Linked DNA regions of Homo sapiens: region 2 is linked to region 1. A link is an interaction called in ENCODE POLR2A ChIA-PET data of the cell type or tissue named here. Cell type or tissue: CD4-positive, alpha-beta T cell. All regions are shown on one strand. Each heading gives the region's core, and the rest is flanking DNA. Links, peaks and the distances in the headings are about the cores only. Region 1 overlaps PTPRJ (protein tyrosine phosphatase receptor type J). Region 2 has its middle 45 kb from the start of NUP160.

The links. ChIA-PET counts read pairs that join two places held together with the same protein. Peaks named below come from ENCODE experiments on the same cell type or tissue, not always from the same donor. Only the 100,000 strongest peaks of a DNase experiment are listed, where the experiment ranks them.
Region 2: POLR2A ChIA-PET joins it to region 1 with 7 read pairs; 7 of 35 experiments call an interaction of 5 or more read pairs at or near these places.

The regions. Positions count from the first base shown.
Region 1 is chr11:47,994,637-48,010,098 of GRCh38, forward strand. The region is part of intron 1 of PTPRJ (protein tyrosine phosphatase receptor type J); the gene reads left to right. Among named protein-coding and RNA genes, the nearest start is that of PTPRJ, 22 kb to the left of the region's middle. RefSeq lists an enhancer at 12,060-12,204 and a cis regulatory region at 12,123-12,140. In CD4-positive, alpha-beta T cell, for the core only: no CTCF peak of the experiment used is centred there; DNase peaks (open chromatin) are centred at 7,155 and 8,111; H3K4me3 peaks cover 1,500 bases; H3K27ac peaks cover 4,000 bases.
Region 2 is chr11:47,885,321-47,900,782 of GRCh38, forward strand. No RefSeq gene overlaps it. Among named protein-coding and RNA genes, the nearest start is that of NUP160, 45 kb to the left of the region's middle. In CD4-positive, alpha-beta T cell, for the core only: no CTCF peak of the experiment used is centred there; no DNase peak of the experiment used is centred there.

The sequences.
Region 1 (15,462 bases), core at 4,683-8,682:
CTTGGGCTGCAGGGTGAGATTCTGTCTCAAAAAAATAAATAAATAAATAAATAAAATAAAAAAACAATTGAGGTGGATGTCTCCCTAGGGGTACCCCAGGAAGCCACAGGATAAAAAGCAGGCATCTTGCTGGAGGGTCTCTGTTGCTCAGTAGAAATTATTTTGTAATGTTTTTTGAAAACCACAAACATGGACATATTATGGACTGGATACCACATTTGCATCAGGATTTTTTTTTCAACCAGTACAGTACATAACAAAGAAATCTCTACCCTGCAGACCCTCTGGGGGTGTGAGAGCGCTCCTTGCTATTCTCAGGGTCAATGTATGGCAATCTGTGAAGGACTGACAATATATTGCAAACGTTTCCCCCTGCCAGTAAATATTCTTCTTTTGTATAACTGTTAGCTGTTGCATCCATTCCATTATGTGGAGGTACCTTAATTTATCTAATAAGTCCTGTGATTAGTCTTATAGTTTGTTTTCAAAATTTTTTTTGTCACGATAGGCCCTATTCAGTTGACTTTGTGATCAGCTCTGAACATATAATCTGGTGATTGCCTTAAGATAAATTGAATAATAAAAGTAACAATAGTAGCTACCATCGGTTGAATATTTATCATCAACTGTTGTGAGCACGTTGTACATATTAACTCATTTAATCCTATGACGTAGGTATAGGGAAGGAAACTGAGGCTCAGAACCTCTGCCAGCTAGTTGTGGGCTTCCTTTGAGGCACAGGGGAGCTGAATGGGAGGGTCTACATAGGACAGGGCGTGTCTGAGTCCAGGAAGGACAGCTGGACTTGGGCCAGTCTCACAGGTGGGAAGGCTGTCTTTCTGTGAGGATGGGTGACTTGTTGACCTTTGATCCTCAGAGCCCTGATGCAGCAGGAGTGAAATGATTCCCAGAGCCACAGAAAACAAGAGTATCTTTGTCTTGGATTTTAGATCCTGGAGCTATCAGGTGGTAAGAAGGCTGTCTGACCCAGATTAAGTGATGTCATGGTATCATGTTGGGGTGTGGGCCTTCCTGTTGTAAATTATTTGGGATTTCATAGAGATCGAAGTCATGTGTGGATGACATGACTTCAGGATGTCCCATTAGAAGAGGAACGTGGGGGTCAGGCGTGGTGGCTCACGCCAGTAGTCCCAGCACTTTGGGAGGCTGAGGCGGGCGGATCACGAGGTCAGGAGTTCAGGACCAGCCTGACCAACATGGTGAAACCCTGTCTCTACTAAAAATACAAAAATTAACAGGGTGTGGTGGCACATGCCTGTAATCCCAGCTACTCGGGAGGCTGAGGCAGGAGAAGTGCTTGAGCCCGGGAGGCACAGGTTGTGGTGACCTGAGATTGTGCCATTGCACTTCAGCCTGGGCAACAAGAATGAAACTCCATCTCCAAAAAAAAAAAAGGCTGGGTGCGGTGGCTTACGCCTGTAATCCCAGCACTATGGGAGGCCAAGGCGGGTGGATCACAAGGTCAGGAGATCGAGACCATCCTGGCTAACACGGTGAAACCCCATCTCTACTAAAAATACAAAAAAAATTAGCTGGGCATGGTGGTGGGTGCATGTAGTCCCAGCTACTCGGGAGGCTGAGGCAGGAGAATGGCGTGAACCCGGGAGGCGGAGCTTGCAGTGAGCCAAGATCGCACCACTGCACTCCAGCCTGGGGGACAGAGCGAGACTCTGTCTCAAAAAAAAAAAAAAAAAAAAAAGAGGAACTTGGGAAAGAGCATGGGCTTTGGTGTCAGCAGAAGCATGTGTCCAGTTCCATGCTCTTCCCTTATAGCTGTGTGACCCTGCTATCTGCACAGGGACTTGAGCCTCTCAGAATCTGTTACTGCATCTGGAAAATGGAAATCTGGAAATGTCACTGCATCTGTAGCAACAACCAGGCCATTTTGTTACTAGGTTTAAGTGAGGGAAGGCATGTAAGGCACTCAGTCCAGATCATGGCACTTAGTAGGCCTGAGCACATTTGCTCCCACCTCAGTGACCTCCTTGTTAACACGACATCTCCTGACTTTGGGGCTGCAGAGTGATGCAGAGCACTGGCCAGTGTTGCCATGCACCCAGGGTGCAGGGAGACCTGTCTTGCAGGTGTTCAAACAACTTTTGTCAGCCTCAGTGTCAGGGACTTTTGTTGCGTAGAGCAGTCACCAAATCCTATGGTGAGAAGAGAAATCGTTGGAGATGGGGGTGCAGGGGTGGAAGCTCTTATTTCAGAAGACCTGTTGTGAGGTAAGACTCAGACCCTCAGCTTCTATCCGGCCACAGAGTTTGGGACCAGCCTTTCGATGTCTTTTGGAAGATGCACATGGAATGCTTAGCCTTTGCTCTTCCCTGGAACCTGGCTTAGGCTTTGCACCTATCCCACCATGTGGTTGGGGTGAGTGAGGACAACTTCTTTTCCTCCAGAACATGGTTTCTCCATCTCAGCCCTATTGACATTTTGGGCTGGATAACTCGCTGTTTTGGGAGGCTGTCCTGTGTGCCCCGTAGGATGTCCTGCAGCCTCCCTGGCCTCTGCCTGCTAGGAGCCAGTAGCGCCCCCTCCCCCACAGACAAAAATGTCTCCAGATATTGGCAGATGTCCCCTAAAGGGCAAACTACCCTTGCTGTAGGTAATACTTGCTTTGAAGTACTGGTGTGGATGGCCTATGCCCTGGCAGTCTTACTAGGTGGGACTGGCTGTCCTCTCATTCTCATGGGATTGGCCTCATGCTGGTAGCTGACTTCCTCCCCGTGAGACCGTAGGTCTAAACTAACAAGGTTTACACATGTGACAAACATCCAGGTTGCCAGGGCTCAAAAGAGGGTTCACATCGACTCCCTTCTCATTCACTGAGTCCTTTTTCGGGAGCTTTGGCCGAGTTTGTGCTGCGTCTGGGCATCTAGGTGTCGAGTTCTTCCCTAGTGTTTTCAGCCTCGGCTTCCTCCTCTGTAAAATGGGAGTAACTGATACTTTTCCTGTCTGGGTGGGAAAGGAACCCCGTGCTAATGTGATTGATGGTGTGGTGCTAAGCTCTGCTGCAAGGGATGTGAAGTTGAGGGAAAGGTTTACCATTTATTAGGAGCTTTGAGACCAAGTTCCTTCCACACAAGAGATATGCCCTGTCAAAGGGAGATCCCATTGCAAAGAGATTCACTGCCAAGTTCCCCCTCCCACTAGCTCCCTGGAGCAATTTTCAGCTTTTAGAGTGTTTAGAGGCCTCAGGGTGTAAAGCGAGAGAGAGAATGCCTTCCAGCCAGCGAGAGAGAATGCCTTCCAGCCGGTGACATTGAGAATAGCAGGAAAGAGGCAGAAGAAGAAACTGACTTGAAGGGTGATGCCAGCCAGGGGTGAGTGGAGTGAGGTAGGATTTGCTTTCTGAAAACTGGGATGTGCACACAACCTATCAAGAATACTTCACTTTGTGAGGCCCAAAAACAGCTCCTAGCACAGTGTAGAGCAGACTTGGTCAGAACTTCAATCCTTGATTTTTTTTTTTTTTTAACCCGAATTTCATGAGGTTTTTCTGAGACATCCACTGGACTGTCATATACCGTGTGCTGGGCTCTCATTTTATCCTTACAATTATTATGTTCATTTTAAAGACCTCATGTTAGCTAGATCAGTAGGGTGACTACAGTTTACAGTAATCTACTGTATATTTCAAAATAGCTAGAAGAGAACAATTTGGTTCTAGCATAAAGAAAAGACAAATATTTAAGGTGATACATATCCCAAGTACATTGATTTGATCTTTACAAATTGTGTGAATGTATTAAATTACCACATGTGCTCCAAAACTGTGTTCTTGAAAAAATTATCACGCCCATTTTAGAGATGAGGCACAGAGAGGTGGAGGGACTTGCCCAGATCCAGGTATGTGGCTCTCCTGTAATCTCGCTTCTATTGCTTTGTGATCAGCAGCAACTTAGTAGCTTTCAAAGCTTCAATTTTCTTGTGTGCCAAATGGGGCTAATAAATACCTTAGAGGATTGTGATCAAGATTCCGTGAAAAAATGTATGCAGTGCCCCCGGCAAGGTGCCTGGCATACAGAAAGTGCTCTGTACGCACCAGCTGCTGTCATTATTATTGTTTCAACTACCAGTGATCATAAAGGATGCCTGCTTTGATGAGCTTTTCCAGGAATATGGACTGGTCTGCCCTGATCTACTTGAATAATCTGTCTCAGGCCCTATTCGGTAAATACATGTAGGAGGTGCAGCTGCCAGGGAAGGGAGGGATGTTACCTGGAGAGGACAGAGTCTGAAGTTCAGGAAATACAGCAAGAGCCTTCCTCAGGGATGAAACATGTGATCTTATGGTCTGACTAGCCTCAAGCCAGCTGAGCTCATTGCCATGCAACTTGGTAGTTAATGATTGCTAGTAAGAAGTTTAAAAGGATCATCCCCTCAAAGAATGTCAGAGTTGGAAAAGACCTTAGGGACATTAGGCTAGGAAAGACAATGTCCTAGTGAGTGACTGCTTGGGCCCTGTATAGAAGGGATTCTCAGATCACTTGGGATGTCCTGGCTCAGCAGGAGGCTAAGGTGGGATCAATTAGTGATGTCTGCCATGGCCACAAGAGAGGCAAGGAGTGGCACATGTGCTGTTTATTTGCTGTCTTTGGCTGCAGCTGAGGACACTGAGGCCCAAGACTTGCTTGCTTACTGGACGATCACCCAAGTCATTAAACCACAAAAATCTCTTTTGGAAGGAATCTGTTAAGAATGTCTGATTATAAGAGTTGCACCTTTGAGCAAGTATTTTTTGCTTGATAGTCTTCAGTGAGGAGGAACTGTCTTCAAAGAGCACATTCTGTCTTTTGGCAATTCTCCCAATTAGAACTTAGACCACTGAGGTAGAAAGGCCTTAGAAGCCCCTTTAAGTGGGCTCTTCTCAACTGGGGCTGCACCTGAGAAGCTTTTGGAAAATACCAGTTGGAGGCTCCCTCCCCAGACCAGTGGATTCTGGATATCTGGGTGTATGGACACCTCTTGCCCCCATTGGTGTTTTATTTTCCAAGCTCCTCATGTGTTGTTAATATGTAGCCAGGGTTGAGAACCACTGAGACCAAAACTCTTTGGAAACAGAGACCCAGAAAGGGAGAACATGATTGTCTATGGGTATGTAGGGCTAGTGGCACAAGGAGAAGGAAAACTAGGGGGGAAAAGGCCTTTATCAAATGCCACCCATATGCTAGTCTCTTTTACTTTCATGCCGAGATTCTTCTTTTTTTTTTTGAGTCAGAGTCTCGCTCTGTCACCCAGGCTGGAGTGCAGTGGTGCGATCTCGGCTCACTGCAACCTCCGCCTTCTGGGCTCAAGTGATTCTCTTGCCTCAGCCTCCTGAGTATCTGGGAGTACAGGCTTGTGCCACCACAGCTGGCTAAATTTTTTGTATTTTTAGTAGAGATGGGGTTTCACCATGTTGGCCAGGCTGGTCTTGCCCTCCTCACCTCAGCTGATCTGCCTGCCTTGGCCTCCCAAAGTGCTGGTATGCCTGGCCCTTTTTTTTTTTTTTTTTTGAGATAGGGTCGTGTTCTGTTGCCCAGGCTGGAGTGCAGTGGTGTGATCACAGCTCATTGCAGCCTCAACTTCCTGGGCTCAAGCGATCCTCCTACCTTACCTGCCTGAGTAGCTGGGACTACAGATGTGTGCCACCTCTCCTGGGTAATTTTAAAATTTTTTTTTTGTAGAGATGGGGGTCTCACTATGTTGCCACAGCTGGCCTCCAAGTCCTGGGCTCAAACGATCCTCCCGTCTTGGCCTCCCAAAGTGCTAAGATTATAGGTGCAAGCCACCTCTCCTGGCTTGCTTCTTTCCCGTAAATTGAGGTGTGTTATTCCACTGCTTAAAAGCCTACATGGCTTCATATCGCTGTTAGTATAAACCCAAACAGTGGTCTGCAAGACTCTGAACCTTAGATCAGGATGATCAGACCCCTCCCTCCCCTCCACCCTCCGACCTCATCCTGGCTACCCACTCCCTGTTCACAGACTACAGTCACCTGGCTCTAGTACAACAGACACTTGAACCTACCCCGCCCCTCTCCCTCAGGGCCTGGTACTATCCTCCTCGCTCCTTCTTATCACTCAGGCCCCTCTATCCCATCATCCTCCTTCATTTCCTCCCATCCTTATCACCTACTCATTTCTGTCTGTCTCCCCACCTCTTGGATTATGAGTTCAGGGGAGTGGGACCCCCTATGTCTGATTTCCTTATGTGTAGGACAGAGCGTGCCTCAAAAGCATGCTTGCTTGGTGAATGAATTGAAAGAACCACCCTGACATGGAGCTGGTATTATCCACAGGTTACAATGGACTGGACCTCCTCTTCCAGTCCCATATAATTTTTTTTTTTTTTTTTTTTTTTTAAATTTTGAGACAGAGTCTCACTCTGTCGCCCAGGCTCGAGTACAGTGGTGATCTTGGTTTACTGCAACCTCTGCCTCCCAGGTTCAAGCAATTCTCGGTCCTCAGCCTCCCCAGTAGTTGGGACTACAGGCATGTGCCATTACACCTAGCTAGTTTTTGTGTTTTCGTAGAAACAAGGTTTCACCATGTTTGCCAGGCTGGTCTTGAACTCCTGGACTTAAGTGATCTGCCTGCCTTGGCATCCCAAAGTGGTGAGATTACAGGCATGAGCCATTGTACCTGGCCCCATATCACTTCTTATTATCTCATAATATTCTTACCTTTTGCAGTGACAGCCCCAAAGTGTGTGTGTGTGTGTGTGTGTGTGTGTGTGTGTGTGTGTGTGTTTGGGGTGGGGATCATAATAATCCTGCAGGTGGGGTTTAGCTCTGGTGAAAAGAGCACAGATCCTTTGATTTGGGTTTGAATCCCAGCACTTCCTCTTACTAAGCTGTGTGATCTTGGGACATTACTAACCTCTGTGAGGTTCAGTTTTTCTTGGCTGCAAAATGTAAGCACAATACTAATAAGTAACTGACAGATGCTGTGCTTCTGCCAGACACTGTACCCAGTGCTTTGTGTGTATTGGCTGAGTGAATCCTCATGACACCCTAATGAGGTAGGTCTCTTCTCTTCTTGCTTTCATTTTACAGGAGAGGAAAATGAGATGCAGAGAAGCTAAGCAACCAGCCTGAGGCCACACAGCCAATCAGTTGAGAGTCAGAGTTCAAGCCTAGGCTGCTTGCTGCCAGAGTCAGAGTGTTAGGTAGGACTTTATGAAATCATGCCCACAGGCCCCGGAACAGGTAGTGGTGCAGACACTTGGTAAACCGTAGTTACCCCTCCCACTTTGACATTTACTCTCCTGGTGACATTTAAGTTTTCTGACTGTTTTGTTGTTCAAGTTGGTGACAAAAGTACCAATTTCCTGCCTGCTCACTTCCAAACACAGCTTCTGTTGATGAGAACTAAGGGAGTACAACTTTTCAGGCCGGGGGTGTGCATGGTGTTTTGGGCCTTGGTGCTCAGGAAGTGTGGGCACTCCCTTAAATTTTTTAAATGGGCAAATGAGTGCATTTTCCTATTTAAATTTTTTTTTTTTTTTTTTTGAGACAGAGTCTCGCTCTGTCACCCAGGCTGGAGTGCGGTGGCGCCATCTCAGCTCACTGCAACCTCTGCTTCCCGGGTTCAAGTGATTCTTGTGCCTCAGCCTCCCGAGTAGCTGGGATTACAGGAGGCTGCCGCCACACCTGGCTAGTTTTTGTGTTTTTAGTAGAGATGGGGTTTCACCATGTTGGCCAGGATGGTCTGGAACTCCTGACCTCAACTGATCTGCCCACCTCGGCCTCCCAAAATGCTGGGATTACAGGCATGAGCCACCATGCCTAGCCTCACTCCCTTAAATTTTTAAAATGGGTAAATGAGTGCATTTTCCCATTTGAAACATTTTCTGCTTCAAATCCTTATTGAGCACTTTGTGCTAGGCATTGTGACTATGATCAGTATAAAAACCCCAAGAAAACAAAAAAACAAAAACAGTAATTCACTGTCCTGTCACCCCCAACTCATCAATCCTTTGCTTTTCCATAACTGGTTACCTGGGTGCTTTTCTTCGTTGTGATTATTTTTTATTGGAAATGCAGATTTGTGACTGTGATGGGCCTGAGGTCAGGTCACCTTGCTGAGGCGAGTTTCCTGGGCGGCTTTGCCCTGTTTTGATAAACAGAAGAATGAGCAGCTGGAGCTGCATTTCAAGTGGCTGCTTTAGTTGAGGCAGGCAGGCCTCAGTGTTTATGTGACACCGAGCAGCTTCAAAATGAGCTTGGTCATTTAAAAAAATTTATTTTTTCCTAGTTAGGTAACAGTGGTATAACAACATTAAAAGAAATGTAGAAACTAGAGAAAGGAAAAAAAAAAGCCCTTTATCCCCCCCATCACAAAACTATTATAATTTCAAAATAGTTACAAGTACAATGTATTCCAAGTGGCTTCTTATTTAAGATAATTATATTCACAGAGCAGGGACCGTTTCAGGTCCTTTAATGCTGAAAGGCTAAATAAAGAGAACTTTTTATTTTTTCCATGTTAATACATGGATGATATTAACCATGATGTTTAATAGCTACAGAATACTGCATGAAATGGATGTACTATAATTCATTTAGCCTTTTTCGTATTTAGAGATTTAAGCAGTAGCCAATTTTTCACCATTACAAGTGGTGCAAGGACCAATATCTTCATGAATACAGCATTTTCTGTAAAGCAGAAATTCTTTCTTCAGGATTAATTTCCAGATATCTTTCTGGTATTAGACACATACCACTTGCCTAATAACGTTCCAAAAGGAATTCATTGTTTACATTGCTATTAGAACATATGAGATTGCCTGTTTCATTATGTCCGTCCCAGCACTGGGTATTATCATTAAAAAAAAAAGATTTTAAATTTATTTATTGAGTTATTTACTTGAGACAGAGTTTTGCTTGTCTCCCAGGCTGGAGTGCTGTGGCACGATCTTGGTTCACTGCAACGTCCGCCTCCCAGGTTCAAGCGATTCTCCTGCCTCAGCCTTCCAAATAGCTGGGATTATAGGCACCCACCACCATGCCCAGCTAATTTTTGTATTTGTAGTAAAGATGGGGTTTCATCATGATGGCCAGGCTGGTCTCGAACTCCTGACCACAGATGATCCACCCACCTTGGCTCCTCAAAGTGTTGGGATTACAGGCGTGAGCCACCGTGCCCAGCCAATATTTTAAATTTAATGTTTACATTTGCACACATGCCAATTGGGCTTCATGGTGGCTGCCTCACACCACTTTTTGTCCGTGTGTGAGACTCACATAGAGGCTGTTTTCTGTGATCCTTTTTTAAAAAATAATTACATTTTTTTAATGCTCAGGGAAAATGTCAAATAATTGTTTATGTTTTGTACTGAAATCTGCACTGGTCTGATGGTACCCAGAAAAACTCTTAACTGTAGCCAGAAACCAGCTGAGCCTAGTTGTATGCAACCTGACTGCAAAGGTCATCAGGTGCTCTCATTTTATTTTTAGAGCTATATTTTAGCTCTAACGTGATTGTTGGGTGAACACTTGCAGAATGAAATATGACTGACACCTACCAGCTGTCTACACATTCCTGGTTATATCTTAGGAAGGCAGTGTGTGCTAGCACCTTGGGAAGAGAATGTTGAGTTCAAATCCTAGTTTTGCCCCTTGCACCAATACCTTGATCAGATTCCTCCCCTGCGTCCTCCCTACCCTTTCTTCAACTTCACACCTTAGTTTCTTTACTTGTAAATTGGGTTGATAGTGGGCTGCTGTCAGAATTAAGGACATCGTTTTGTCAAGGATTTTGCATACAGGAAGTCATGGTGACAGCTGTTGTTACTGTTGTCCTGAGGAGTGGGGACAGGAGAGGAGGAAAACAGGCTGGTCCAGGTGTCTTTCCTTAAAGGAGGCTCCAGCTTAGTTGGGGAGATAGATGGGCTGGTCAGAGTTTCAAGTCATAGGCAGTGCAGGCCTCAAAGGAACAGCCAGGACTTGAGACAAGAATCAGGCCAAGTGAGTAACTGTTGCTGCTGTGGCAGTGAATGTTAGCAGCCCAGGCCTGCAGGGGGGAAGACTCATTTGGGGTACAGTGAGAGGTCTTGCTGGGCAAATGCAGGGTGTTTGCGGCAAGGTAGGCTGGGGCTGGACTTGGAGGATGCCTGCGTGATTTAGATTCTATCTTGTAGAGAATGAGGTATCATGGAAGGATTTTCTTTTCATGTTGTAAATATTAATCATTTTATTGTTTTGTATTTTTGATGGCAATATAAAAATACCAGCTTTGTTGAGATATAATTTACATACAGTAAAATTCATCCATTTAGAAAGTATACAGTTCAAAGCTGGGCGCAGTGGCTCATGCCTGTAATCTCAGCACTTTGGGAGGCTGAGGTGGGTGGATCACTTGAGGTCAGGAGTTCAAGATCAGCATGGCCAACATGATGAAACCCCGTCTCTACTAAAAATACAAAAATTAGCCAGGCATGGTGGTGGGTGCCTCTAATCCCACCTGCTTGCGAGGCTGAGGCTGGAGAATCACTTGAACCTGGGAGGTGGAGGTTGCAGTGAGCAGAGATCATGCCACTGCACTCCAGCCTGGACGACAGAGTGAGACTCTATCTTAAAAAAAAAAAAAGCATACAGTTCAGTTGTTTTTAGTATATTCAGAATTGTGCAACCATCACTGCTGTCTAGTTCCAGAATATTTTCGTTACTCACAAAAGAAACCCCATGCCCACGAGTGCTCACTCCTGATTTCTCCCTCCCCCACCTCCTGGCAACCACCAATTTGCTTTCTGTTTCTGTGAATTTACCTGTTCTATGTATTTCATGTGAGTAGAATCATACACTGTGTGTCCTTTTGATTCTGGCTATTTCGCCTAGCATAGTGTTTTCAAGGTCCATCCATGTTGGAGCAGGTATCACTGCTTTGTTCTTTTTTTATGGCTGAATGATATTTCATCACAGAGAGATACCATGTTTTGTTTATCCTTTTATGAGCTGATGGTCGTTTGGGTCATTTCTACTTTTTGGCTATTGTGAGTGACACTGCTATGAACGTTTGTCTACCAGTGTTTGTGTGGCCACGGGTTTTCAATGTGGGAGGATTTTGAACTGGGGAGTGGTGTTTGGAGCCTTTGGGTGGGGTGGGCTGTGAGGAGCCTGTGTGTGTGTCTGCCCTTACTGGGCTGGGTTTAGGGCAAGCTTCATGTGCTTCCTTTCTTTTAAGGGACTCTCTGAGACAGGGTTATTATCCCCTTTTTGCAGATGAGGGCACTCAGGCTCAGTGAGGTTAAATAAGCTGCATGGCTAGACAATGGCAGATAGCAGCCCTGTCCGGCTCTTAGCCAGCTTGCAGCCACCTGCCCCTGCTGGGCCAGGCGATTGCAGTGGTCTTGGCTGGGAGGGGCCCAGAGGCTGTGTGGTGCTGGAGAGAGGCAGCAGGCTGGACCTGGTTGGGCAAGGCTGAGTGGTTGTGGGATAAGAGGAGATGTTTCAGAGCAGCACCCACAGAACCGCTGTGATGGGAGAAACAAGACTTCGAGTTAGGAGAGTGGGTTGGACTCTTGGTGCAGCCTATGTGACCTTGGGCTGATCTTGTCTCTTTTGAGCATCACTTTCCTCATCTGGAACCTGGGGCTCTTGTGGCTTCCTGCCTCTCTCAAGGGTGATTCGGGAGGAAGAGTGGGAGAGAGAGAGAGAGAGGGAGAGGATGGAGGCGAGAGAGGTGGAGTGGGAAAGGAGGGCAGAATCTGCTAGAACCTGCAGAGCTCATAATCTAGGGGCGGGGAGGGACATGCAGCAGGTGCAGGCAGGTGTGGGAGGAAGTAGCCTGGTCATCTGGATGGACATCCCTGCCCATTCAGAGAAGCTCTGAACCCTGCAAAAGCTCCCACGTGGAGGCCAGTGAGCTGGTTATAATCCAGAGACTGTCAGTTTTTCCTAGTACATATTTGGACCTGAGCCTTTGTTTCTGCAAAGAGTCTGGTACTGACTCACACAGTGTCAGCAGCCCCCTTCCATCCCCTGGCACACCCCTCCCTCATTCCTACTGAGCATTACCTTAAAACCAGTGAGGTCTTTCTGGGTCTTAAAGGTCACCCAGTGTCCTTGCCTATCTGGGCCTGTCTCTGTTCAAGTGGCAAGGCGGACCATCCCCTTTATCACTGACTTGCAGCTTGCCTGGGTTTTGTAAAAAGCTTGTCATTGCCAGTTAGAAAATAAAGACAGAAACCTCCCCTTTGGCATTGGTATCGTGATGACTTGCTCTTGTTCTGACTCTATTTTGCTGGCTTGTTATGAGTCAGTCATTTTTTTTTAATGAAATGAATACCTTTGTCTTAATATGAAGCTAGGCATATATGATAAAGGTTAGATGATTTTTCAAATATGAAATCAGAATTCTACCCATACTCCCAAATTAGAGAGCAGTCTGATGTGTTCCCCTTTACTGTGACCAGTGGCTTCATAGGGGACCTAGTTATGAGTCCTGTTTCTTTTTTTTTTCTTTTTTTATTTTGAGACTGAGTCTCGCTTTGTCTCCCAGGCTGGAGTGCAGTGGCGCAATCTCTGCTCACTGCAAGCTCCGCCTCCCGGGTTCACGCCATTCTCCTGCCTCAGCCTCCCGAGTAGCTGGGACTACAGGTGCCTGCCACCACGCCCGGCTAATTTTTTGTATTTTTTTTTTTTTTAGTAGAGATGGGTTTTCACCATGTTAGCCAGGTTGGTCTCGATCTCCTGACGTCGTGATCCGCCCACCTCGGCCTCCCAAAGTGCTGGGATTACAGGCATGAGCCACCACACGGGGCCAGGCCTTTTTCTTTTCTTTTTTTTTTCCTCACTGTGTCACCCAGACTGTAGTGCAGTGGCACAATCTTGGTGCAACCTCCGTCTCCCAGGTTCAAGCGATTCTTGTGCCTCAGCCTCCTGAGTAGCTGGGATTACAAGCATGTGCCACCACACCTGGCTAATTTTTCTATTTTTAGCAGAGATGGGGTTTTGCCATGCTGGCCAGGGTGATCTTGAACTCCAGACCTCAAGTGATCTGCCCGCCTCCCAGAATGCTGGGATTACAGGTGTGAGCCACTGCACCCGGCTGAGGCCTTTTTCTTCTGTGCGTTCCTGCTGTCTTCCCTCCAGGCAGCAGCAAGCTGGTAGGAGCTGTACTTGTGAGTTGACATCATGATGTACAGTCACTGGTCACTTATAAAACTGGGCAGGCCCAGAGCAGGAAGGGTCATTGAGGGTCATCTAATGCAAACCGTTTACTTTAGAGATGTTGAAACCAAGGCGCAGAGAGGGGAAGTGACTTGCCCAAGACCACACAGCTAATATCACTGTGAGCCCAGGTTCCTGGCTCCAGTTCCTGGTTCTTTCTGCCCCCTTCTTCCCGACACTAAAGATACAGTGGTGAGCACACAGGGTATTCAGTAACGTATCTATTTTTGACCTGTTTTTAATGGAGGCTGAATTGGGCTTTTAGGGTTGAGTTCTGACACGTGCCAGGTGATCTGCTGGAGGGAAATCTGTTACTTCTGGGGAAGAGTTGAAGGTGTCTTCTGAACTCTGGAATCTGTTTTGAGGGGAGGCTGAGCCCATGCGTGGACCCTTAGGCTGAGCCCATGCCTGCTTCAGATGTTCCACACCTTTCACCACAATTTATTTATTTATTTATTTTTTGAGACGGAGTCTCGCTCTGTGGCCCAGGCTGGAGTGCAGTGGCGTGATCTTGGCTCACTGCAACCTCCGCCTCCTGGGTTTAAGCAATTCTCTGCCTCATCCTCCCGAGTAGCAGGGATTACAGGCATGTGCCACCACGCCCAGCTAATTTTTGTATTTTTAGTAGAGACGGGGTTTCACCATCTTGGCCAGGCTGGTCTTGAACTTCTGACCTCGTGATCCAACTGCCTCGGCCTCCCAAAGTGCTGGGATTACAGGCGTGAGCCACCATGCCTGGCCTATTTATTTATTTTTTATTTTTTTGAGTTGAAGTTTTGCTCTTGTTGCCCAGGCTGGAGTGCAATGGTGTGGTCTTGGCTCACTGCAACCTCCGCCTCCCAGGTTCAAGCGATTCTCCTGCCTCAGTCTCCCAAGTAGCTGAGATTACAGGCATGCGCCACCACGCCCGGCTAATTTTTGTATTTTTCATAGAGGTGGGGTTTCACCATGTTGGCCAGGCTGATCTAGAACTCCTGATCTCAGGTGATCCACCCACCTCAGCTTCCCAAAGTGCTAGGATTACAGTCGTGAGCCACCATGCCTGGCCACACCCCGGTTTATTGCATTTGCTTCTAATAGAGAAATCAACCCAGTAAACAAATGAATTATTGTTAGCAAAACTGGGGGGTGGGTTGGGAAAGGAAAGTAGTTCCTTCTATAATAAAACTTGCTGATATTTCGTTGAAAGTCATTGTCTTACTCATCCTTGTATAAGATAAGTCACACAATGAGTGGTATCAGGGTTGCAGGGTTTCCCCCTGTGAGGACACAATGGGATGAACCGTGTGTGGGATGGTCTGTTAAAGAAAAACAAGAAGCCATGTGTTGGAAACAACCTAAGTATTGAGCGGTGGAGGATTGCTGAAATTGTGGACTACTATGCAGTCATTACCAACGCACTGAAAAAATGTTCCATGATATGGCAGGATGTTTATGCTATAAGAAATTTAAAGACGCGAGCTTCAAAGTAAAGTATAAACCTAATTTGGTCAAACAGGCTGGGCGCAGTGGCTCACGACTGTAATCCTAGCACTTTGGGAGGCCGAGGCAGGTGGGTCGTTGGAGGTCAGGAGTTCGAGACCATCCTGGCCAGTATGGCGAGACCCCATCTCTACTAAAAATACAAAAACTAGCTGGGTATGGTGGCTCATGCCTGTAATCCCAGCTACTCAGGGGTCTGAGGCAGAAGGATCACTTGAACCTGGGAGGCGGAGGGTGTAGCGAGCCGAGATTGTGCCACTGCACTCCAGCCTGGGCAATAGAGCGAGACTCTGTCTCAAAAAAAAAATATTGGTTAAAGAAACAAACGTTAGACTTGAAGCCGTGCTTTATATGGATATGTGGTGCACTATAATGTGGTGCTTAAAAAGCAACTTAGGCAGACCTGGGCCAAGTCTGGGCTCTGCCACGTAACTGCTATGTGCCCCTGGGCAAGTCACTGGATCTTTCCCAGTTCAGGCTTCTCAGCTGTTAAGTGGGACTAGTACCTTATCTCTTTGGGTTGTTGTGAGAATTAAATGAGCTATCTGGGCTTTCAGAGAAAGGGCTTCATGTGCCGTGGCTCTGATCAGACCAAACAAGTTATCTACTGCTCTAAGCCATCAAGGCCCCCCATGCCTGTTGGATACTGTTGAGTTATTTGGGTTGGCATGTAGTGCAGCGTTTCTGGACATACATACTCTGGGGACTCCCCATCCCAAATTTCTTACAGTCTCTCCAGTGTGCCACACGCTTTCTTGCCACTAGGTCCTTGCATGTGATGGAGTAACTCTTGTACCTCT
Region 2 (15,462 bases), core at 3,898-7,897, 110 kb before region 1:
TCGGCCTCCCAAAGTGCTGGGATTACAGGCGTGAGCCACGGTGCCTGGCCTCATTTTTTTATGGTTGTGTGACTGAGGTCTCTGTTTTCTTGCTGGCTGCAGGTGGGCTGTTCTTAGCTACCAGAGACTGCCCACAGTTCCTTGCCATGGGACCCTCTCCATGGGCCCCCTCTCATAGCATGGCAGCTTACTTCTTTCAAGCCAGCAATGGAGTGACAGTCTCTCTAGCATGTATGCTAGCAGGATGGACCCTTACGTATATGATCATAACTTTAAACATCTTTATCACATTCTATTGGTTACAAGCAAGTCAAAGGTCCTACTCACACCCATGCAGGGTGTGAATGTAGCTAATTGTAGAGGAGGCCACCCTAGAACTCCTCCTCTACAATTAGCTATGATTTATTGAGAATCTGCTGTGTACCAGACACTATACTCAGCACTTTTCATTAATTATTTCATTTCATCCTCAAACAACCTTAAGAGATAAATACTAGATAATACTAAACAACCTTAAGAGTTAAACAACTAGAGTTGTTTTACAGATTTGGAAATTGAAGCTCAGAGAAACTGGTGTTTGACTTGTTCAAAGTTCCACAACCAATAAGTTTAACTTATTCAAACTTCAAAGTTCCACTTATTCAAACTTCAAAGTTCCACAACCAATAAGTGACAAATTGGGAACTCAAACCCAAGACTATTTGATCTTAAAACCACTCCTGTGCTTTGATTCTCTCCTTTTAAATAGTTTGTCCAGAAAACTTGTTTAAAAATCGTCCCCTTCTTCCTCTTTCTAAAGGGTAACGACAGAAGTAGGAAACACACATTCTTTGCTTTGCTTTTCTTGAAAGCCCTTAGTTGAGAGATTCTTAGTTGAGATTCTTGAATTCATATTTTCAAGCATAGTCAGAATGGATACTTCCTGCTAAGAAGAAGCCAGCGCTTCTAGGAAATGTTATGTTGCAGAATTAGGGCAGCCTGCCACAGCACGAGACAAAACCTGACCTGGATTTTATCAACACCATTAGAAAATAATTGTAGTGATGCCTCATAGTTATGTAGTAAGTTATAAATTAATTTCTCAGCCGGGCACGGTGGCTCAGGCCTGTAATCCCAGCATTTTAGGAGGCTGAGGTGGGTGGATCACCTGAAGTCAGGAGTTCGAGACCAGCCTGGCCAACATGCTGAAATCCAGTCTCTACTAAAAATACAAAAAAAAATTAACCAGGTGTGGTGGTGCATGCCTGTAGTCCCAGCTACTTGAGAGGCTGAGGCAGGAGAATTGCTTGAACCTGGGAGGCGGAGGTTGCAGTGAGCTGAGATCTGGTCATTGCACTCCAGGATGGGCAACAGAGTGAGACTTTGTCTCAAAAAAAAAAATAAATAAAATAATGTCTCATTTTATTCTCAGTGTTCCTGTGAGTGAGCCAGGCCAGGGATTTTATATATTTAGTGTGGTGGTTGTGGTTATTCTATGGATACAGCCAATTTTGTATTTTGGCTTAAAAAATTTATGTTGGCCAGGCACAGTGGCTCACGCCTGTAATCCCGGCACGTTGGGAGGCTGAGGCGGGTGGATCACCTGAGGTCAGGAGTGCGAGACCAGCCTGGCCAACACGGTGACACCCCATCTCTACTAACAAAATACAAAAAAAAAAAAAATTAGCCAGGTGTGGTGGTGCACACCTTTAATCCCAGCTACTCGGGAGGCTGAGTCAGGAGAATCACTTGAACCTGGGAGGTGGAGGTTACAGTAAGCCGAGATGGCACCACTGTACTCCAGCCTGGGTGACAGAGACTCTGTCTCAAAAAACAAAACAAAACAAAACAAACACAAAAACTAGCCAGGCATGGTGGTGGGTGCCTATAATCCCAGCTACTTGGGAGGCTGAGGAAGGAGAATTGCTTGAACCCGGGAGGCAGAGGTTGCAGTGAGCCAAGATCGCGCCATTGCACTCCAGCCTGGGTGACAGAGCAAGACTCCGTCTCCAAAAAAGAAAAAATTTGTTATCTCATGAGCATTTTTCGATATACTTCTCCTTAGACATGATTTTAAATAGCTGCTTAATATTCCATGTATATTCATAGTATTCTGTGTATATCTTCTCCCTAGACAAGATTGGAAATGACTGCCTAATATTCAATTTAATGGATATATTTTAGCTTACTAAAATATTTTACCTTCTGATTCCATGGTGAGTAGAAAAAAAAAAAAAAGAAAGAAAATGTTTTCCTGATCTTCGTTATTTAGGTTGCTTCTTTTTTATCACTATTACAAAAGTATTGAGGGCTAGGCATGGTGGCCCATGCCTGTAATCCCAGCAATTTGGGAGGCTGAGGCGGGTGGATCACTTGAGGCCAGGAATTCGAGACCAGCCTGGCCAATATGATGAAACCCTGTTTCTACTAAAAATACAACAATTAGCCAGGCATGGTGGCACGTGCCTGTAGTTTCAGTTACTCAGGAGGCTGAGGCATGAGAATCGCTTGAACCCAAGAGGTGGAGGTTGCAATGAGCTAAGATCACACCACTGCACTCCAGCCTGGGTGACAGAGTGAGACTCTGTCTCAAAAAAAAAAAAAAAGAAAAGAAAAATGAAAAAAAAAAAAGTATTGTGATGAACATGTTTGCTAAAAAATGCTCCCACACATACATCTGTACACATGTTTAGGATGGAGTACTAGGAAAGGAATGGTGGACAACAGTCTCAAGGCTCTTGGTGCATATAGAGATATGATTATAAACCTATTTTACAGGTAAGGAAACAGACTCAGAGTGAAATCTGACCAAGTTCACAGGACTCATCAATGCACAACTGAAACTTGGGTCTAAGTCTTACGCTTCCAACTCTGATGTTCTTTCGTTACAACTTGCTGCCTGTGGTGTGGTCCATGGACCAGCAGCCTTGGCAAATCTTGGAAGCTTGTTAGGAATGCATAATCTCGGGCCCTACCCAAGACCTTGAGAATCAGAATCTGCATTTACCATGATCCTGAGATGCCTCTATACATATCAGTGTTTGAGAAGCAAGCACTGCTTACAACATATCCTGCCCTGTGAAGGATGCCTCTGAAGTGCTTTGAAATAAGGCAAAACATCACTGGCTTTGGTGTTACTGGTTAATTCTCAGCTTCAAAACATCTCTAACATTTCCTTGTTAAGGGCTGTATGGATTGTGCCCACTTCAAGAAACGCTTTGCTAATTTCATTGTAAACATCGGAATCTTTAACTTACTTCTATATTATCCCTGGATATGGCCATCACTTCTGCTCAAAATTGTACAAGTAGTATTTCAGAATAATTTTCAATAAGAAAGTATCAGGGTGAGGGATAAAGTGCATTCCACCAGGAGTTCTGGCCTAAGTTCCACCATTAACAAGCTGGTGACCTGGACGAATTATCCTTGATGAATGACCTTTAAGCCACTGAGTTATCCCTTATTGAGTTAGAAACTGTAAGGAGGACAATTTTATAAACCATAAAGCACTGGACGCATCTGTGGGGAGCATGTATTTAGATATCATTTTCCTCAAATGAAGGTGTTTACACCACATGATCCTTGGGGAAGGTATTCACAGGACCAAACCCTTCTAAGGAAAGCTATTTTGGATTGTATTCCACCTGTGCTCTCCAGGAATATAATGACAGAGAGATATGAATCAAATCAGGATATGGGTAGAGTGAAAGCTTGGATTTTCAAAGGGTCTTCAAAGTCCCTTTTAAATCTCAAAACTTATGATCTTATGCCATTCTAACATGAAAAAAAGAATCAGAGAATTCTAACATCGCTAGTCATTCTGCACAGCTCCCTGCTTCCAGGAAAGAGAGCAGCTCTTCTATTCTTTAAAAGTGTTGATTTATAGAAGAATAGATTTTAAATGTTTTCACCACAAAAAAAAAGATTACTATATGAGGTGATGAATTTGTTAAGTAGCAGGATTGAATCATTCCACATTGTGAACATATAGCAAAACATCATATTGTACCCCATAAATATATACAATTGTTATTTGTCAATTAAAAATAAAATAATGAGGCCAGACATGGTGGCTCACACCTATAATCCCAGCACTTTGGGAAGCTGAGGTGGACAGATCACCTGAGGTCAGGAGTTCGAGACCAGCCTGGCCAACATGGTAAAACTGTGTATCTACTAAAAATACAAAAATTAGCTGGGCGTGGTGGTGCACACCTGTAATCCCAGCTACTCTGGAGGCTGAGGTAGGAGAATCGCTTGAACTCAGAGGCAGAGGTTGCAGTGAGCCAAGATCATGCCACTGCACTCCAGCCTGCGTGACAGAGTGAGACTGCACCTTTAAACAAACAAACAAACAAACAAAAAACATATATATATATATATATGTATAAAAGATACTAATTTTCCCTAAGGGGTTACAGAAAGCTTCTTAGAAGAGATGTCCCTTGGGCTGAAGAGGAGATAGCCAGGGGGAAAAGGGAGTGAAGGGTATTTCAAGCAGAGGAAACAGCAAATGCTCAGGGAACAGCAAATGCAAAGATGCCATGGGAACTGAGAACATGACAAAGAGTTAAGCATGGCTCGTGGCAGGTATGTGGAAGACTGGGTAAGATGCAGGAGTGGGTGGCAAGATTCAATGTAGCTCTTGCAGACAGACTGAGCCAAAGCCTCCGTTGCATAACTGTTTCAGAGAGGAGTTAGCATGCAGGTATTGTAGAAAAATACCTGTTTGGAATGATCTTTAGTCTAGAGAAGGTACCATATCAAGAAATCCATTGGCATCATCCTGAACCAGAACTTATATTTCTCCTCTTGCCTGGGTTTACTCTTTTCCCCTCTCTCTTTAGCATAGCTGCTTCATCTTTCTCTGAAAGAAAATGAAGTCTCGGCATTGGCAGCTTTTGATCCAGTGTTCATTTGATCTGGTTGATTCAGGAAACAGATGCATCCTCTTGGTCTCAGCACAAATCACTGGGGTTTCTTTCTTTATTATTATTTTTGTTTGGCGAAAGCCAGATCTATGTCTCAATCAGCATAGAGGAAAAAAGTAATTACTGAAGTATTAGTGTTATTATTATTTCCTGATATGAGCTGCTGCATTCCTTACTTGTATCTGGTTTTCTCCCTAGGCTGAGGTCAAAAAGTTTAAAACAAATCCTTCTTGGATAAAGCCTGTATTAATTATTTTTAACCTTGTTTGCATTGGAGACCTCTTTGAGACGTTAATGAAAAAGATAAACCCTCTCCTCAAAACAAATTCACCTTTTCCTATACCCACAAGATGTAACATGGTTTCAAGAGATTCGCAAACCTCTTAAAGCCCCTGAGGACCCTTAAGGAATCCATAGACCTTGGTTAAGAAGCTCTAAACAGTTAAAAATAACATAGAAGAGGGCCTGGCGCGGTAGCTCATGCCTGCGTGGTGGCTCATGCCTGCTATCCCAGCACTTTGGGAGGCTGGGGCGGGGTGGCGGGGGGCGGTGGATCACCTGAGGTCAGGAGTTCGAGACCAGCCTGGCCAACATGGCAAAACCCTGTCTCTACTAAAAATACAAAAAATTAGCCAGGCCTGGTGGCAGGTGCCTGTAATCCCAGCTACTTGGGAGGCTGAGGCAGGAAAATCACTTGAACCAGGGAGGTGGAGGTTGCAGTGAGCCAAGATTGTGCCATTGCACTCCAGCCTGGGCAACAAGAGCAAAAATTCATCTAAAAAAAGTATATATATATATAAAATATATAGAACTGCTTGTTGAAATTGAACTGTGCCAGGTGCCTGCTAATTCTGGTGGTATGTTTTGGAAAGTCAAAATAAATCTGAATTGTATTGGCCATATAGTTGTTGAAGCCTCTGCTATAGATTAGATTCAGTGGGCAGAGTTCAGTACTGCCAATGCCCCCACCGCCATGAAAACCCAAACATGAGTAAAGGTCCCAGAGAGAGAAGGAAGAGGAGCAGAAAATAACTTGAGACTTTTCATATTCTAAAGTTAAGTCCTTAGCCTTGGCGTCAGAAGACTTTGTTTTATTTTTTAATTAATTAGTTTATTTATTTTGAGATGGAGTCTCACTCAGTTGCCCAGGATGGAGTGCAGTGGCGCAATCTTGGCTCACTGCAACCTACACCTCCCAGGTTCAAGCGATTCTCCTGCCTCAGCCTCCAGAGTAGCTGGGACTACAGGCCAGCGCCACCACGCCCAGCTAATTTTTATATTTTTAGTAGAGATGGGGTTTCACCATATTGGCCACGCTGGTCATGAACTCCCGACCACAGGTGATCCACCCGCCTCAGCCGCCCAAAAAAAACCTTGTTTTAATATTAGCTTTACCAGTTTCTACCTTTGTAAATTTTTTTTTTTTTGAGATGGAGTTTTGCTTTTGTTGCCCAGGCTGGAGTGCAATGGCGCGATCTCAGCTCACTGCAACCTTTGCTTCCCGGGTTCAAGCGATTCTCCTGCCTCAGCCTCCCCAGCAGCTGGGATTACAGGCATGCACCACCACGCCTGGCTAATGTTGTATTTTTAGGAGAGACAGGGTTTCTCTATGTTGGTCATGGACCTCATGTGATCTGCCCACCTCGGCCTCCCAAAGTGCTGAGATTACAGGCATGAGCCACTGAGCCCGGCCTTCTACCTTTATAATTTTGTCAAGTCATTTTAGTTTTCTGAATATCAGCTTTCTCACCTGTAAAATGGGGATGATAATAATAATACCCACCTCTCAGGGCTGTTGTGAGGACTTAATGAAGCAATGCGTGTGAAAGTATTTACTAGACATCTGGCTCACAGATGGTGCTTGACAGATGTTAACTAAAATCCAATTCTTCCCGGGTGGAGGAAGCCCTTTTAGAGATCTTATGTACCAGAATAATTTTGGTGAGGGACTTCTGGTTTCCAGTCTGGCATGTAAGGAGCTTAGAAGTCACCTCTCTGTCCTTAAAATAAGTAAAAACTGAACAAACTTAAAAATCAACAACTCCCTCTCCCTCTCCCTCCCCCTCCCCCTCCCCCTCTCCCCTTTGCACGGTCTCCCTCTGATGCCGAGTGGAGGCTGGACTGTACTGCCGCCATCTCGGCTCACTGCAGCCTCCCTGCCTGATTCTCCTGCCTCAGCCTGCCGAGTGCCTGGGATTGCAGGCGCGCGCCGCCACACCTGACTGGTTTTCGTATTTTTTGGTGGAGACGGGGTTTTGCCGTGTTGGCCGGGCTGGTCTCCAGCTCCTGACCGTGAGTGGTCTGCCAGCCTCGGCCTCCCGAGGTGCCGGGATTGCAGACGGAGTCTCGCTCACTCAGTGCTCAACGTTGCCCAGGCTGGAGTGCAGTGGCGTGATCTCGGATCGCTACAACCTCCGCCTCCCAGCCGCCTGCCTTGGCCTCCCAAAGTGTCGAGATTGCAGCCTCTGCCCGGCCGCCACCCCGTCTGGGAAGTGAGTAGCGTCTCTGCCTGGCCGCCCATCCTCTGGCATGTGAGGAGCCCCTCTACCTGGCCGCCCAGTCCGGGAAGTGAGGAGCGCCTCTTCCCGGCCGCCACGCCGTCTAGGAAGTGAGGAGCGTCTCTGCCTGGCCGCCCATCATCTGGGATGTGGGGAGCGCCTCTGCCCTGCCACCCCGTCTGAGATGTGAAGAGTGCCTCTGCCCGGCCATGACTCCGTCTGGGAACTGAGGAGTGTCTCTGCCCCGCCGCCACCCCGTCTGGGAGGTGAGGAGCGTCTCTGACCGGCCCCCCCCCGTCTGAGAAGTGAGGAGCCCCTCCTCCCGGCAGCCGCCCCGTCTGGGAAGTGGGGAGCCCCTCCACCCGGCAGCCGCCCCGTCTGGGAAGTGAGGAGCGTCTCCACCCGGCAGCCGCCCCGTCCGGGAGGTTGGGGGCAGCCCCCGCCCGGCCAGCCGCCCCGTCTGGGAGGTGGGGGGCGCCTCTGCCCCGCCGAGACCCCGTCTGGGAGGTGAGGAGCGTCTCTGCTCGGCCGCCCTGTCTGAGAAGTGAGGAGCCCCTCCGCCCGGCAGCCACCCCGTCTGGGAAGTGAGGAGCGTCTCCAGCCGGCAGCCACCCGGTCCGGGAGGGAGGTGGGGGGCAGCCCCCACCCAGCCAGCCGCCTCGTCCGGGAGGGAGGTGGGGGGTCAGCCCCCACCCGGCCAGCCGCCCCGTCCGGGAGGGAGGTGGGGGGCGCCTCCACCCGGCCAGCCGCCCCATCCGGGAGGTGGGGGGCGCCTCTGCCCGGCCACCCCTTCTGGGAAGTGAGGAGCCCCTCTGCCAGGCCACCACCCCGTCTGGGAGGTGTACCCAACAGCTCATTGAGAACGGGCCATGATGACGATGGCGGTTTTGTGGAATAGAAAAGGGGGAAAGGTGGGGAAAAGATAGAGAAATCAGATTGTTGCTGTGTCTGTGTAGAAAGAAGTAGACATGGGAGACTTCATTTTGTTCTGTACTAAGAAAAATTCTTCTGCCTTGGGAAAAAAAAAAAAGAAATGAAGGAGAAATAAGCAGTTTCTCAGATAAACAAAAACTACAGGAATTTGTCATCAGTAGGTCTGCCTTTCAAGCAAGGTTAAAAGAAGTTCGAAAAACCAGATCTACATGAAGAAAGGAAGACAGGCTAGGCACAGTGGTACATGCCTGTAGTCCCAGCTACTTGGGAAGCTGAGGCAGGAGGATCGCTTGAGCCCAGGGGTTCAAGTCCAGAGTCCAGCCTGGGCAACATAGCAAGACTCCATCTCTAAAAAATAAGAAAAAAAATTTTTCTAAATGAGAAAGGAAGAGCATTGGATCAGAGAATGAATAAATGAAGAATAAAATATTTTTCTTATTTTGTTTTAAATAGAGACGGGGTTCTCCCTTGTTGTCTAGGCTGGTTTCAAACTCCTAGGTTCAAGTGATCCTCCCACCTCAGCCCCGCAAAGTCCTGGGATTACAGGTATGATCCACTATGCCCGCCGCTTTTCTTATTCTTAACTGATCTAACAGATAACAGTTTCTTCAAAATAATAGCAACAATGTCATTGATTATGTACGGTTACATGTATATATATGTGTGTGTGTGTGTTGGTATGTTTGTGTATGGTTGAAATAAATGACAGTAATGATACAAGGGATGGGAGAGAGGAATTTAAAAAATATTTTGTTATTATAAGATGCTTGCACTACCCATGAAGTGGTATAGTGTTATTTGAAAGTAGACTTCGATTAATTGTCAATGTATATTGCAAACTCTAAGGCAGCCACTAAAAAACAGTAATAAAAGAAGTATAATTGATATGCTAAGAAAGGAGAGAATATAAAATACTCAATTAAAACCACAAAAGGCAGAAAAAGTATGGAAAACAAAAATAAGAACAGAGAACCAGGGCAAAAAGTGGAAAACAGTAACAAATACAGTGGATATTATCCAACTAGACCAATAACATCTTAAACATCAATGATCTAAATACACCAAGAAAAAGAGATTGTCACAGTGAATTTTAAAAAAGACTCTCTGATTGCTGTGGTTGATATGTTAAAAAAGAAAAAAGAAAAAAAATCTCAACTACATGTTGCCTATGAGAAACCCACTTTAAATATAAAGATACATATAGAGTAAATGTAAAGTGATGGAGAAAGATATTGCATGGTAACACTAATCAAAGCAGACAGTAGCTATAATTAATTTCGGACAGAGCAGTCTTCAGAGCAAGAAAGTCGTCAGAGATAAAGAGAGGCATAACATAATGACAAAGGGGCTAATTCCCCAAGAAGACATAACAATCCTTAATGTGTATGCACTAACAATAGAGCATCGAAATATGTGAGGCAAAACTGATAAAACTATAAAGAGAAATAGATGAGTCCACTATCATGGTTGGAGATTTTAACACCCCTCTACCAGAAATAAATAGCAGGCAGAGAATCAGTAAGGATGTAGTTGAACTCAATAGCGCCATCAATCAACTGAATATAATTGACATCTATAGATTACTTCATCCAATAAAAGCAGATTACATGTTCTTCTCAAGCTCACATGGAACATTCATCAAGATAGACCACAATCTGAGCCATAAAAAACACTTTAGCAAATTTAAATAGAAACCATACAATGTCTACTGTCAGACCACAGTGGAATTAAACTGGAATCCCATAACAGAAAAACAGCTGAAAAATCCCCAAACAACACATTCCTAAACAACATATAGCTCAGGGAAGAAATTTCAAGAGACAGCTGAAACTATTTTGGGCTGGGCACGATGGCTCACACCTGTAATACCAGCACTTTGGGAAGACAAGGCAGGCGGATCACTTGAGATCAGGAGTTCAAGACCAGCCTGACCAACATGGGACAACCCCGTCTCTACTAAAAAATATCAAAAATTAGCCAGGTGTGGTGGTGTGTGCCTGTAATCCAAGCTACTTGGGAGGCTGAGGCAGGAGAATCGCCTGAACCCGGGAGGCAAAGGTTATAGTGAGCCACGATCATGCCACTGTACTCCAGCGTGGGCAATGGAGCAAGACTCCATCTCAAAAAAAAAAAAAGCGATTTCGAACTAAATGAAAATACAACTTAACAAAATTTATGGATGCATTAAAAACAGCACTTAGAGGAAGATTTATAGCATTGAAAGCATATAGTAGAAAAGAAAAAAGGTCTAAAATCAATAATGTAAACTTCCGCCTTAGAAAACTAAAAAAAAAGCAAATTAAATCCAAAGTCAGTATAAGAAGAAAAATAATTAAAATCAGAGCAGAAGTCAATGAAGTTGGCAGCTGGGCATGGTAGCTCATGCCTGTAATCCCAGCACTTTAGGAGGCCAAGGCGGGCGGATCACCTGCGGTTAGGAGTTCGAGACCAGCCTGGCCAACTTGGTGAAACCCTCTCTTTACTAAAAAATACAAAAACTAGCTGGGTGTGGTGGCACATGCCTGTAGTCCCAGCTATTCAGAAGGCTGAGGCAGGAAAATCGCTTGAACCCGGGAGGCGAAGGTTGCAGTGAGCTGAGATCGCGCCACTGCATCACTCCAGCCTGGGTAATGGAGCAAGACTCTGTCTTGAAAATAAATAAATAAATCAATGAAGTTGAAAACAGGAAATTAAGAGAGAAAATCAACAAAACCAAAAGCTGGCTCTTTGAAAAGATCGATAAAATCAATAAGCCTCTAGCCAGTCTAGGAAAAAAAAAAAAAGATACAAATTACTAACATAAGAAATGAAAGTGGAGATATTATTACAGACCCCATTGTCATTAAAAGTATAACAAAGAAATATTATGAGCCACTCTATGCCAACTCTCTTAGTCCACTTTCTACTGCTATAACAGAAAACCACCGGCTAGGTAATTTATAAAGAACAGAAGTTTATTTGGCTCGTGGTTCTGGAGGCTGGGAAGTCCAAGAGCATGGTGCCAGGATCTGGTGAGGGTTATCCCATGGTTATTCCATGGCAGAAGGTATCACATGGTGAGAGAGTATGCGAGAGAGAGACAGAGACAGAGACAGAGAAAGACAGAGAGAGAGAGAGAGAGAAAGGGGGCTGAACTTTCTTTTTTTTTAAAAAAAAATAAGTAATCTGCTCCTGCAATAGCAGCCTTAATTCATTCATGAGGGTGGTTTCCCCTTGACCTAACACCTCTTAAAAGTCCCACCTCTCAACATCATCACAATGGCAAATAAATTTCAACATGAGTTTTGGAGGGGACTTCAAACCATATCATCCATGAATTTGATAACCTAGATGAAATGGACCAATTTCTTGAAAGAAACAATCTGCCAAAACTCACATAAGAAGAAATAGACAATCTGAATAGGCCTATATCTATTAACCCTTTTCTCACTTAGAAGGAAAAAAAAAAAACCAGCTCGCTGCCTGTGCTCATTTAATTTTACATAAACATGCTCTTTCAGACTGAAGCAAATCTGACTGATTTTCAATGTGAAAATAAAATATAAAAACTGTTCTTGCAGTTATTTCCAAACGGAATTAACATAAGAATCTGAATAATCAGAATTGTCTGTTTTGGAAAAATTGGATTCATCAAATGAATCTTCAGCCAACAACTGTTCGAGAATAATGTTAACATCATACGTATGAATGTTACATTTTCTAGGATTTGGCATTTTCAGCAATCGAGAATTACTATATTTTCTAAATGGAAATACGAGTACTAAAAACAGAATGCTATAAGTAGAATGATATCTTTTGTTGCCAAAGTCAATATACTAGAGTGAGGCAAAAATAATAATAAAAGCAAGATATTTTGTGGCAAAGTTATCTTGGGGGTAAATACTGCAGTCACAAGTGCCACTGGTGAGTATTCTCGGGGCATATGGGAAAAAGGTTAAGGAAATTGAATCAATAATAACTTTCCAAAACAGCACCAGGCCCAGATGGGTTCACTGATTAATTGTACCAAAAATTCAAGGGAGAAATTTTACCAATTCTCTACAATCTCTTCTAGAGATAGAAGCAGAGAGACCAATCCTAATTCATTCTATGAGGCCAGTATTACCCTAATACCAAAACCAGACAAAGACATTAGAGGAAAAGAAAACTACAGACCAATATCTCTCATGAACATAGATGCAAAAATCTTCAGTAAAATATTAGCAAATCAAATCCAATAATGTCAGAAAAGAATTATACACCATAACCAAGTGGGATTTATCCCAGGTATGCAAGACTAGTTCAACATTTGAATATTAATTAATATAATCTATCACATCAGTAATTGTGCCACTGCACTCCAGCCTGGGCAACAGAGCAAGACTCCGTCTCAAAAAAAAAAAAAAAAAAAAAAGAAAAAACTCTCAGCAAGCTAGGAATAAAGGGAAACTTCCTTAACTTAAATAAGAACATCTATAGGCCGGGCACAGTGGCTCATGCCTGTAATCCTAGCACTTTGGGAGGTTGAGGCGTAGGATTACTTGAGGTCAGGAGTTTGAGATCAGCCTGGCTAACATGGTGAAACCCTGTCTCTACTAAAAATACAAAAATTAGCCAGGCATGGTGGGGGGCAATTCCAGCTACTCGGGAGGCTGAGGTAGGAGACTTGCTTGAACCCTGGAGGCGGAGTTTGTAGTGAACCAAATGTGCCACTGCACTCCAGCCTGGGCAACAGAGTGAGACTCAATCTCAAAAATTAAATAAATAAATAAATAAATAAATAAATAAATAAATAAATAAGTAAATAAAAGAACATCTCTAAAAACCCCCCAACCAGCATCATACTGAGTGGTGAAAAACTTGAAACTTTCCTGCTAAGATCAGGAATGAGGCAAGGCTGTCCGCTCTCACCACTGTTTTTCAACATTGTACCAGAAGTCCTAGCTAATGCAACAAGACAAGAAGAGGAGATAAAAGCTATGCAGATTGGGAAGGAAGAAATATAAATGCCTTTGTTTGCAGATGACATGATTGTCTATGTAGAAAATCCAAAAGAAGCAACAACAGCAAAAACCTCCTGGAACTAATAAGTGATTACAGCAATGTTTCAGGATGCAAGGTTAAAAACAAAAGCCAATCACTTTCCTAAGTAGCAGCAATGAACAAGTAAATTTTTTTTTTTTTTTGAGACAGGGACTTGATCTGTCACTCAGCTGGAGTGCAGTGGCATGAATGTGGACCACTGCAACCTTTACCTCCTGGCTCAAGTCATCCTCCTGCCTCAGCCTCCTGAGTAGCTGGGTCTGTAGGCACATGCCACCATGCATGGCTAATGTTTTAATTTTTTGTAGAGATGGGGTCTCACCGTGTTGCTCAGACTGGTCTCAGACTCCTGGGCTCATGAACCACTGCCTGTAATCCCAGCCCTTTGGAAAGCTAAGGCAGGAGAATCACATTGTCACCTAGCCCACAAATGGAATTTGAAATTAAAAACACATTACCATTTACATTAGCATCTCAAAAATGAAATCCTTAGGTGTAAATCTAGCAAAGCATGTACAAGATCTACATGAGATCTGGGTGCAGTGCTTCATGCCTGTAATCCCAGCACTTTGGGAGGCTAAGGTGGGCGGATCACCTGAGGTCAGGAGTTCGAGACCAGCCTGGCCAACATGGAGGAACCCCATCTCTACTAAAAAATACAAAAACTAGCTGGGTGTGGTGGTAGGCACCTGTAATCCCAGCTACTTGGAGGCCGAGGCAGGAGAATCACTTGAACCTGGGAGGCAGAGGTTACAGTGAGCCGAGATCAAGCCACTGCACTCCAGTGTGGTGTGGGCCACAGAGCGAGATTCCATCTCAAAAAAAAAAAAAAAAAAGAAAGATCTACATGAGAAAAGCTACAGAACTCTGATGAAAGAAATCAAAGAAGTATGATAGGTAGATAGATATTCCATGTTCATAGATAGGAAAACTCTGCTGCAAGCCACACTGGTGCCCTAGGAACATACTTCATCCTTCAACTGAATAAGGCAGCACTGAATTCCCCAAATACACATCCCAAAGTCATAATCAAGGAAGTCAGGAAGAGTCTTTTGGTGGGCATGAGCATCATAGTCAGGTTCTCAGACACCAGACTGGTTTCCTCTGAGGGTTTGTTATCAGAATTCCTGCTCACAGGCCACTGTCCTGGCCAGGCTGCACCTTCCTCTCTTTGCATCCTGGCAGCAGCCACATCAGTGGGTGCAAGAGGCTCATGTGACCCCATGTAACCTGCCCCTTGGATGTGTCGGCCATCACAGGTCTCAGGTGCCTTTTGTCTTTCTAAAGCAGAACTGAAATTTCACCTGGGCAGTCCGCTTTAGAGACCACAGAACTTTCATTTCCTTTTTATTCTAGGGAGAAAGTACTGAACACTATTATCTCACCAAGAGAAAGTGGGTACTGGGTGAGTAGAGGCTGGGTGGGGCTTGGTTCACACCTGTGGTTCCTAACCCAGCAAATCACTGAAATCACCTAGAGGAACTTATTATGATGCAGACTCCTAGTCTCTGCCTCAGACCTGCTCTGGGATAGGCGTAGAGGGCAGGGGTCTGTAATTTTTTAAGTGCCCACCGAATGATTCTGATGACCCTGTAGACTTGGGAACCACTGGGGTAGAGAAATAAGGCCACTTGCTCCTTTCTGCTCAAGGGTATTCATGTTTTCGTGCTTCCTTATTTTTGATGACATTTCCGTCTCAATGCTAACTCCTATAATGTTCAAACATACCTTTATTATGTCATATGATATCATATACATTTCCATATTTATTTCCTTGACCAGTTGAGCTCCTCAAGTGTGAAAGGTGTTATTCACCTTTGTTTCCTGCACTCAGGGTTACCACATACAGTCGAGCAGGTTATTCACTGTACAAAGGAGCTTATCATGGAAGGTAGGTTGGGCTGTAAATGGCGCTAAAATCTAGCCTGATTCACCAAGCATGAGCCCTGATTTTGGCCTCTGAAAGTCTAGAGGGAGGCCAGGCGGGGTGGCTTACGCCTGTAATCCCAGCACTTTGGGAGGCAGAGGTGGGCGGATCACCTGAGGTCAGGAGTTTGAGACCAGCCTGGCCAACATGGCGAAACCCCATCTCTATGAAA